Regions from separate parts of the Homo sapiens genome. Here region 1 is linked to region 2. Evidence: chromatin loops called from intact Hi-C (ENCODE). Cell type or tissue: IMR-90. All regions are shown on one strand. Links, peaks and the distances in the headings refer to the core of each region. The heading gives the core; the rest is flanking DNA.

The links. A loop is a pair of places that touch in the nucleus more often than their neighbours do. Peaks named below come from ENCODE experiments on the same cell type or tissue, not always from the same donor. Only the 100,000 strongest peaks of a DNase experiment are listed, where the experiment ranks them.
Region 1: a loop joins it to region 2, with 4 times the contacts of the local background. A loop is called at or near these places in 2 of 110 quality-filtered maps.

What each region holds. Positions count from the first base shown.
Region 1 is chr3:154,093,285-154,098,671 of GRCh38, forward strand. The region is part of intron 2 of ARHGEF26-AS1 (ARHGEF26 antisense RNA 1); the gene reads right to left. Among named protein-coding and RNA genes, the nearest start is that of ARHGEF26-AS1, 25 kb to the right of the region's middle. In IMR-90, for the core only: a CTCF peak has its summit at 2,727 (motif pointing right); no DNase peak of the experiment used is centred there.
Region 2 is chr3:155,698,806-155,704,192 of GRCh38, forward strand. It overlaps PLCH1 (phospholipase C eta 1), which reads right to left. Exons shown (of 23, transcript NM_014996.4): 2 at 5,341-5,387. Among named protein-coding and RNA genes, the nearest start is that of PLCH1, 44 kb to the right of the region's middle. In IMR-90, for the core only: a CTCF peak has its summit at 3,302 (motif pointing left); no DNase peak of the experiment used is centred there.

The DNA.
Region 1 (5,387 bases), core at 319-5,318, 1.6 Mb before region 2:
GCAGCTGAGAGGGAAAGAAGACAAAAGAGTGAGCAAAAGATCTGGGAATTCATGACAATGGTTTGGGAAAAATATTTGAAGGAGGATTAAGTATCAAGTATGACTGACAGGTATCTGGTTTGTGTTACCTGTGACAGGAAAGGTGGGAGAAGATACAATTTTGGTGCAGATAGGTGAGTAGGGGGGAATTTGGCTTTGAATATGAGAAACAACCAAGTGGAGTGATTTAGGCAGCATGCAATATAAAATCTTAAGCTTAGGAACAAGGTCTAGATTGGAAGTGGTACAGCATTGGAAGTTGTTACATAAATGTTATATGAAACCATAAGAATGGGTAGGAGAGTTTAACATAAAGAGAAAAAAAGGGCTTAGGACAGAGCCCTTGAGAATCTGCAAATCAGAAAAAGGTAATTTTTCTTAAAAGTGGCCAAGCCACAGGAGAGCCTAGCATCCAGTTCTTAGTTTCTAAATGCCATTTGTTCATCAGTTAATTAATTAGATGTGATTAGTTAATAAGTAGGGTGTGCCCTTAATCCAATCTGACATACTCTTATAAGAAGAGAAAGGCCCAGGCGTGGTGGCTCACACCTGTTATCCTAGCACTTTGAAAGGTCAAGGCAGGCCGATCACTTGAGGTCAGGAGTTCGAGACCAGCCTGGCCAACATGGCGAAACCCTGTCTCTATTAAAAATACAAAAATCAGCTGGGCATGGTAGCACCCACCTGTAATCCCAGCTACTCAGGAGGCTGAGGCAGGAGAATCACTCTAACCCTAGCAGGCGGAGGTTGCAGTGAGCCGAGATCATGCCACTGCACTCCAAACTGGGCGACAGAGCAAGACTCTGTCTCAAAAAAGAGAAAGAGAATATCCACTCATAGGAGAAATCCTGCATAGGCTCTCAGAGCTGGAACGAGACAGTGAACAGGCATACGAGCCACCAGACACAGAGTGCGATGCCTGGCAGGGAAAATGTTCATTGGCAACATTTAGACAAGTTGATTAAGTGAATATATGAAGGACTATAAGAGCCAAGTTTCTCACTCGCAGAAAGGGGAATTAAAACAAAGGAAAAAAGACAACTAGAATTAATTCTGTGATGAACAGGAACTGGAGATATTGACAATAAACTTATGCATTTCAATAAATATAGATATAGAAATAAACATAGGTGTGTGTGTGTACATACGCATACATCTATTCCTTAGCTTAGTTTTCTGAGAGACAGCAGGAGTATCTAGTGCCGAGATCTTGTTTCTAAATATTATTCGCTACTAAAAGGAAGCAGAAACTTCCTGGAAAAAATGGCAGATTCCAGGGCTGGAGGAAGGAAAGTACAAAATGATCAATTTTTGTGCTGAAAAAGTAATAGAACGTGTCAAAATCACACAGACATCAACTTGCAGGGGTTCTCATTGGCCAAACTGGAGGAACTCTGAACATTAAAATAAATAATGATATTAAGAAATTATAGTTTATGGAATAAAATAGAAAATATGAACCCTAAGAGATATAAGTAAATGAATAAATTGAAAGTTTAATGAAGAGCAAGATATTTACATAGTCTTAAAGAACTCCCAACAAAATACTTCTAAAATTATACAGTGAAAAAGAGTAACTTTACAGTGAAGAAACCTGGCAGACACCACCTTGATCAAGTAATAAAAGTGAAAATATCAGTAATGGGGGAAGTTAAAATCATGTGCACCTGACAGGATGTATTGAGAACACAGCATCACTTCTGTGATATTCCTGCCAATGATGTGTCACCTAAATATAATCATGAGAAAACTTCAGACACATCCATACTGAAGATTGTTCTTCAAAATAACTGGCTGGTATCTTAGGAAGTATCAAGGTCATGAAACTGGGGAAAAAAACTGAAAAATTTTTCTAGAGTGGAAGAACCCTGAGAGAAGTAACAATTAAATGCAACACATGATCCTGAAATTGATCCTTTGGTAAAAAAGAACATTATTGGGACAACTGAAATAAAGTCTGAGGTGTAGGTGAGAGTAACATATTAATGTTGGAAAACACATATTAAAATATCCAGGGAACACAGGGCATTATATTGGTAACTTTCTCTTAAATGGTCCAGAAAAAAAAGTTCTTTGCACTTGCAACTTAAAGTCTGTTGATTGTTTTAACTTTTTAAAAAACTTTTTGCATTTGAGGAACACTTCAAAACACAGTATAGTGCAAAATGCCAGGCTCTAGAAGATACAATACCTATATACAAGGCATTTACAACGGAGCAAAGGATTGAGACATGAACACTTGTATACCTGGTAAATCAAATTGAGCCAAGGATCAAATTTGACTGAAAAATTTTAACAGAGTTCTTGCCATACCACATTTCACAACATGTATTAAGGAAGGTTAATATTCCTTAAAAAAATTGCCCTGACTTGATCCAACTGATTTGCAATACTGAATATATGTATTCTTTATACTTCAATCCAATCCTCTGGTAACTGACTAGGGTGAAACTGAAGGCATGGCCCAACAAAGTGAATTTATAAGTGAAGAAAATGGAGCTCCAGAGAACAAAAATAAAGAACTCTTTGTTTTACACTCACTATACCTAGTGCCAAAGTAGCATTTATTTTCCAAAGTAGCAATCATCTCCCACAAAAAACTAATTTATAAAATAGAAGAGGAACCTGGAGTAAATTTGTTACAATGCTTTTCAAGACTCCTCATAAAACAACAGAAGAAAATGATCACTAGAGGGCACAGCTGTGTTGCTCTGAGACATGTATACATAAGGAAATTTCTTCAATTTTATATCTAAATGAATTTATACCATCATTTCACTTTTGAAATACAGTAGATAAGTGAGTTCATTTCCAACAAGGTGGGTGCAAGGCCTTGCCTGATACAGGTGATTTAGTGGCAGGGAAAAAAACGCTGTCAGAAAATTAAGACATTCTCTCATCTCCGGATTGCAATGTCATTTATATTTTTTTCTGGTTCTCAGGTCGTATCTATCATTTTGTAGCATTTAAAATAGGACAATGTGTCTCCCCATGTTTAAGTTGAATTTCATTATGAAGAAGCCTTTTTGCATTGTATATTATGTTAGCCAGCACTGCAGACACCATTCCCTTGCTGGCTGCTTTCCATTTATTTAAACCTTTGGCTTTTTACTGAGACTTAAATTTGAAATTTTCTTCTTTTAAATAACATCATCAGTAACTCAGAGTGATCACTTCTATGCCACTCTTACTGTTGGATAGTGAAGTTGTGAAATCTTAGTGCCTAATATTCTGTAGAATTTTTTCTTTTCAGTTAGGTCTCCTCTTCAATCAAGCAATGATGAACAAGATTTTTCTAGGATATTTAGCAGCCTGTGGTATGTGATGTGTGGAAAGTGGGCTGAAAGCCGTTCCGCTGTCAATGCTACATACCCCATGTCCACCCACCTGACACCTCTCTACTCACACTTGCCTACTCTCCCACATACAACTTTCCCTGGTCTTTCTCAAAAATAACTCACCCAAAAACACTGGTTAAGCATCTGAGCAATGCAAGGTGGAATAGAAAATGGTAAAAATTTATGCACACATAAGAGCCTTATAATCTAGTTAGAAAGGCAAAGCATAAAACTACAAAAATGTTGCTAACACATGGCTGTTTAATGAACAACTAAAATTATGTGTTTAGGGGATGCAGTGGCTCATCCCTGTAATCCCAGCACTTTGGGAGGCCGAGGTGGGAGAATGGTAAACCCAGGAGTTGGAGACCAGCCTGGGCCACATGGCAAAAACATATCTCTACAAAAAAAAAATACAAAAATTAGCCGGGTGTACTGGTGTGAACCCGTGATCCCAGCTATCCGGAAGGCTGAGACCAGCGGATTCATTGAGCCAGGGAGGACGAGCCTGCTGTGAGCCGTGATAGTGCCACTGCAATACAGCCTGGGAGACAGAGTGAAACCCTGTCTTTAAAAAAAGTTTTAACAGTCTATATTCTAAATTTCCAGAACAGTATCAATATTCTGACTCACTGTCACTTCATGTGTTAAAAAAAAAATTTAGCATAGTATTTAACTTCAGTATCTTTGGGGGCTCTGAATAACTGGATTAGAATACAAGTTTTGTCAACTGTTACGTAAATTCAGATTTCTCATCTGTAAAATGGGAAAAGTAGTGCCTATCACTTAGAGTTAATAAGAAGATTTTATTTTCTAGGATAACATACAGCAAGTAGTTAGCGATAATGGACAACTACATCATTGTCATATGTCAAAGTATATGTTCAAAAACTTTTATTGGAAAATTGTATTATTGTGGCTACATTTCAGGTACCATGCAAAACTCTAGATAAAGATGAATCACACAGCCATTGCCTTCAATGAGCTTACCATCTAATATTAATACTAACATTAGTATTATAAATATGGAATAGTATATATATGTCACAAATGTATATAAACATAAAAATACATATCCAGGAGGCTATTCCCAGATTTGTTTTTTACCACTGGGTGCATGAGCAACAAATTAAGACCATTGACAGGTATATTAACAACTGGTTATTGCACTGTGTTAAAAGATTCTGCTGTCATGGTGTCAATTAAGTGTTATGGGAGCCCAGAGATGCATGATACATCTGGACACTCTAAAGTGTAGCTCAGGATTCATCATTCAGGAAAATACAAGAACAAAATTTCAAGCAGATGTAACAAGCATGGGCTTTGGGTAAGACAAAGCTGTGCTTAAATACTGACTCTAACACTTTCTATCTGTGTGACAGTGTGTGTGTGTGTGTGTGTGTGTAAACACTACTACCCACCCCAGGGCTGCCTGAGGATCTTTTTTTAAAAAAAATTAAGATAATATTCATTAGTTCAGTGCAATTCTCTTGCTGTAGGTCTCTTTTCCCCTTCTTGTCTAAGGAGGATGCTCCTAACTAGATGTCTCTGTATACACCAGGCCGGCAAAGCACAGAAGGGTAACTGGAGTTCTAAATTCTTTCGTTATCACTGCTCCAAAGTTGTTTGTGGTTAATGCCTGGATTTCAGCCCCTCATAACCATTCACTTTACATGGGTTTCTGAAACCTGCTGCTTACCTACATGGACTTCTGATCTTCTGTCTAGCTCTGAACTATTACTATCTATTGTAAACATTTCTTGGTTTTTGTACTCCCATGTCTCCCTAATCCTGCTTCTCCCTGCTACTGGTAGCAGCACTCTCATTTCCTTCGGCAACCCATCTATTTTTCATTCAGTCTGTGTGGCTCTGGGACTCCAGCCAATCATAAAAATGTGTCTTCCCGGCTAGAGAAATTGGGTCCAGGATGGAGTACAATGCAAGTCAAAGAGAACCAGGCCCAAGACTTTTATTGGAACTTAGCAGGGCACACTTTCTCTTTCTTCTAGT
Region 2 (5,387 bases), core at 218-5,217:
CCTGAAAGGATACCTGCCCTGATGCTTTCTGCTTTGGTGGCCATCAATGGGAGGTAGAGAGCCTTTTGGGTGGGGCCAATAAAAGAAATCTACCTGGCAACGCTGCTTCCAGAATTAGTTCTATTATAATTTATAAAACTTAAATGAATGAAATATATTTTCTCCCTTAAGGCCTATCTTCTTTTTTTTTTTTTTTAACTCTTCCTCTCAATTTGTCTTTGAAATTTTTCCCTGGTCCTCTCTAATAATTTAATGATAATATTTTTAATCTTTTATCTTTTTTTTTTTTGAGACAGTTTTGCTCTTGTTGCCCAGGCTGGAGTGCAGTGGCGCCATCTCGGCTCACTGCAACCTCCACCTCCCAGGTTCAAACGACTCTCTTGCCTCAGCCTCCCAAGTAGCTGGGATTACAGGCATCCACTCCCACACCCAGCTAATTTTTTGTATTTTTAATAGAGACAGGGTTTCGCCATGTTGGCCAGGCTGGTCTCAAACTCCTGACCTCAGGTGATCCACCTGCCTCGGCCTCCCAAAGTGCTGGGATTACAGGCGTGAACCACTGCGCCCAGCCTGATACTTTTAATCTTAATGATGTTCATGAAATCTTGATTGTCATTGCAATAATAGGAATTCTATGTGCACAGGTATTTTCTGGACCTAGAAAAGGAGACTTATAAAGTTATGGCTGGAAAAGCTAGGCTTTGATTCAGTAAAGAAATGCTACTCTAACATAAAATCTAGTGATGCCCCACAAACCTAAAGCAGGCAGGCTGCCAAAGTCTAATAAACTGGCTGAAATCAATTGGAACCCTAATTCACTTTTGCATAATTTCATTCTCCTTGCATATTTTCCAGTCAGGATCTGGAATTCTTCTCTTTTCTTCCAGTGCAGATGGAACTCCAGTGAGGGAGAGCTTTTCACTCTTCATTTTTGAATATAATCACATTTGTCCTGAAAGCTTGTGTGTCAGTCCTAGATATTGGTCTCTCCATGGTCAGGAGAAACCTGTGACCATTCACACACACACACACACACACACACACCACTACCTCTCTCCCCTAAAGGGAAATGCAGCATTTTGCCAGTGCAACACTAACTACAAAGTTTACAGTCCAAAAAGAAATCTTATCTTCTCTTCAATGCCATCTTGCCAGCCTTTCATTCTCATACCCCCGGCCTGAAGAACACTTCCATCTATCATACACCTATCTTGATGTTTGACTACACAGAGACCTCACACCTTGCTGCTATAAGGGAACTTTACAATCTGGCAAAATCCTCACCTGAAAGACAGGGAAACTGAGGGCCCCAGAAGTGACATGAGGCTACACAAGTTAGTTGTTAAACTTGGATTAGAACTAGTCTTCAGGATCCCGTTTCAGCCTACTTTCCATTACAAACTAGCAGTCAAGTTTCTACCCTCACATCACCAACTAGGTCTGTGGCCAGGAAGGGGAGGCTGGATAAAAAGTAATCCTTTAATTAATTAACTAAGTCAATTAGTTTTATTAAAATGTAGTTCTGAGGCAAAGTAAAAGTATTAACATATATATAAGGCAACTTCTTGAAAAGGCATACTGCATAAATATTTAATAAGAGAATTACCCTTAATTTTATCCCTAGATAGTAAAAGATACTCCTAATTCAGTCCAAAATGTTTCTAGTTTAGATTTGTAATGGTTATTCCGAAATATTCATTTAACAACATGATGGCAACAAAAACAAATTTTCCCATAAGAAGTTGAGATGATAACCTAATAACTTACAGGAAAGCAATTAATACTTTTTCCAATAGTACAATTATAACTAGCAGTATGTGAAGACAAACATTAAGTCACTTAGTAAGGAGCTCAAATGTTTGGAAAGGCTTATGTGCATAAGAAATTGCATGTGCATATTAATTGCAAATACACTCATTATTGGTTAAGAATCAAGACTGCATCCCAGGTCAGAAAAAAAAATACTGCAATTCACTGAAAGCAGGAGAAACAGCTGAAGGTATAGGCAATTTTCAAATCAGGATAAATCATGAAGGTATAAGCCATTAAGACAGGGTTCATACCGCACCAAACATTCTTTGCTCAAGATTTTTTTCTATTGCAAACATATCAGAAGAATAAAAGTCAAGTAGGGGAAGATCCCAGAGATTAGCTTCTCTGATAGGTGCAAATTCCTTTGGGTTTTTCCTAAAAATCCAGGCAAAAGACAGACAAGAGGGAAATACAAAAATTCATCATTCCTAACAAGGTTTCTCTCATCGCTGGACATAGTAGTCAATTCAACCAGTTCATTTCCGTTAAGCACTATTTCCCAACCTTTCCAGATATTTCATTCCTGCCTCTGAAATGTGAAGATGAAATAGTAGGTAGATAAAAGGCCGGACATAAGCAGACTCTTAACAGTAGGTTTAACAGTCTCTTTCTCTTTGGGTTCTGGGATTGTGGGTAATATTCTAAATTGTTTCCAATGAGAATATACCACCTCTATAATCAGAAAATGAGGCTATGAATATGGTTTATGAACTGTGAAACTACACAAATGTTACATTTTTATTTTTGCTGCTATTGACCATTTTAGAGTTCTCATTTTAACATAGCTCTTTTATCCTGGCAACACTGCTGAAGTTTGTCTGTAGAAAGAGACCCTGGCTGGCATAATTTATACATCCAAGTCTGCTTATTCCAAAAGTCTATTATTCTGCACGGGAAATGGTTCTTTTCCATTTATGGAAGAAGTTTTGTTTCTTTTTGTTTTGGTTGATTTTGTTATGTAAGGAGAGTTATCAACAAAAACAAGGAGAAGCCAAAGTGAATAAGCAAAAGTGTGGTCAGTAAATGTTCAAGAAGCCCAAGAGAAATCTGACATTTCCTACTCAACATGTCCTGTCCCTTTCTTTTCTCAGAAATGTTCTGAAATCCTCTACAAAGACATTACCACTAGAGCTCCCTTGGTTTAAAATATCCCAAGACTTCTCACAATTCTTCCTTAAGTCAAGTAAGTTCCTATGTTAACAGATTCATTTTCAGCAGAGGTAGAAGAAGAGCAAAAGGCATCTTTCTTTCCTGAATTACAATATATCCTGAGGCAAGGAAATCCAAAATGATATTTTACACTATCAGAAATATATAAAGCTATTGCTGTATTATAAATGAATAGAATCATTGTTCTAATCGGAGTTGATTCTTTTAATCTTGGGAGGATTTAATATCTCTAAATCCTTTCGAAAGAGTAATTCTTGAATGTAAGAAGTAACCAATTCATATTTTAAGTGTTATACTGCCCCCTTGTGTATCTTGTGTTTAGTGAAAAGGGAGCTCAGACAATACAGTAATTGTAATTCTCAGAAATACTTCAGTGGAATCTGAGTTTAGAACTAGAAACAGCCTCAAAAATCATTGAGACCAGCATGCTCATTTCACAGAAAAGAGAACTGAGTTCCTGAAAGATTACGTAACTTGTCCAAGACCGTACACTGCTAGTCAACAACAGAGCAAATACTGTTATATAGAACTTAAGCCTCAGAATGTTAATTTTTTTTTTAATTAAAACGGAGATGGCAGCCTGAAAGAAGAAAAAACAGTGAGGTGTTGGAATTAGGCAGATCAGGATTTGAATTTTAGGTCACCATTTTACAATCTCCACAAGCTTTAGTTACCCCATTCATAAAATGGGTTGAATAATAGCTATAGCAAAGTCCTTGAAAGGATTCCGTATGACAATGTTAATGGTCATCAAGCCCTTAGCATAAGTATCTGCAATATAGTAATAAACTAATTGGTAATACGACTATAAAAATACATAGAAAAAATTTTAAATGATTATAGCCTTTGAGATCTCTGAATAAAGGCATTCTAAAATAATGAAAATAATAATGAGTTTAAGGCACTTAAATCTAAATTCTTTAAAAACTGGCACAAAATAAAGCTTGAAAAAATAAACCTAGTTCTTCTAACTCCCGTGATTTTTCTATTATCATATTTACTATTTTTTAATACGAATAAATTTGCAACAGAACAATACATAAATCAAACACTGCATGAGAGATAAAGCAATGAACAGGACCCTTGGCTGAGGCTAGAGAAAAGCAACGCAGAACCTCAGTGCCACAGGGTCAAGTCGCCATTCCCACGCCTCCTCTGCTAAGGGCACTTCACCACTGGAATGTCAAGAGAACCAACCTGGAAAGGTGGAGGCAGAAATTTTCATGCTGACATTGCTAATACCTAATTAGTTACATCAACTTGGGCAGTTATTTCATCTCTGTTTCTCTTTCTTCATCTGTAAAATGAAATCACTCTCTACTTTACAAGGGCTTTTAGTGAGGTTGTATAATGAACGTTGAAAAAACACTATAAACACCAAAGTGCTTAATAAAGTAAGGTTAAATTTGTTATCTTAAACTTAGTTTAAAGCAATAATAAACATTAAGTCTGTCATCAAATTGGGGAAGACTTCAGAACAATCTTAGAAAGGTGAAAGCAGCTTAGATTATAGGATTCTGTTAAAGAGCACTCCACTCCCCCTGAAATCTCTCTGTTCCCTCTACAATTCCACAGGCCTCTGATAGAGATTACTCCAAAAATTCTGGCACCACATAAGTCTTTGGCTTTTAAATCAGTTTCACCCTGGGGTATCTTGACAGCAGGATTGACAGAGCTTATCCCTGACTGTATACCACAAAACAAACAGATACCAGCAGGGTAAAGGCAATTTGTCTTAGTTTGCCATGAAAATGACTAATATTGATTACTCTCTGATTCACAGCTGCAGTCCTCCACCCTGATAGTAACGGTTTAGTGCTGCAAACTCTTCTGTTCTGTTGTTATATGGGACATAATATATAGATAAGTCTGAAAGCCCTAAAGGACAGCAATAAAAGTGGGTGGACTTCTCTTCAATAAGTGTCTAAAGCAGGTGGCCACAAGCACCCTCTAACATCTCAATTTGGAAGGCCATGCTATGCTGGTAATAAGCATTGACTGGTGATCCACAAATATTAACTGAACAATTATATGGCCCTCACCCAAAATAATTACAAACATCAGAAAGGGATATTACTGGAGTTGACAGTGTGGTAGAAGAGGAAAGGCACTGGTACCAACTACCCTACGAAATAGAAAGAGATAACACTATTATAGTCGTTGAGGTGGGGCCCATTCCTTACAAGTGGAGATAGTAAGTGCAATGGGACTTCTTGGGTAATTATTCATAAACAAGTTAACTCAAGCTCTTGGTTCCATCCAACAATTATACCATATTTGCATCTAGAGTGCTAGAATAAAAGTCCTGTCAGAAACAAAATAAAAGATCCAACTACATAAATACAAGAGACAGCTTACCATGAAACACACTGTTGTCCACCAGAAAATGCCTGCGGTACTGCACA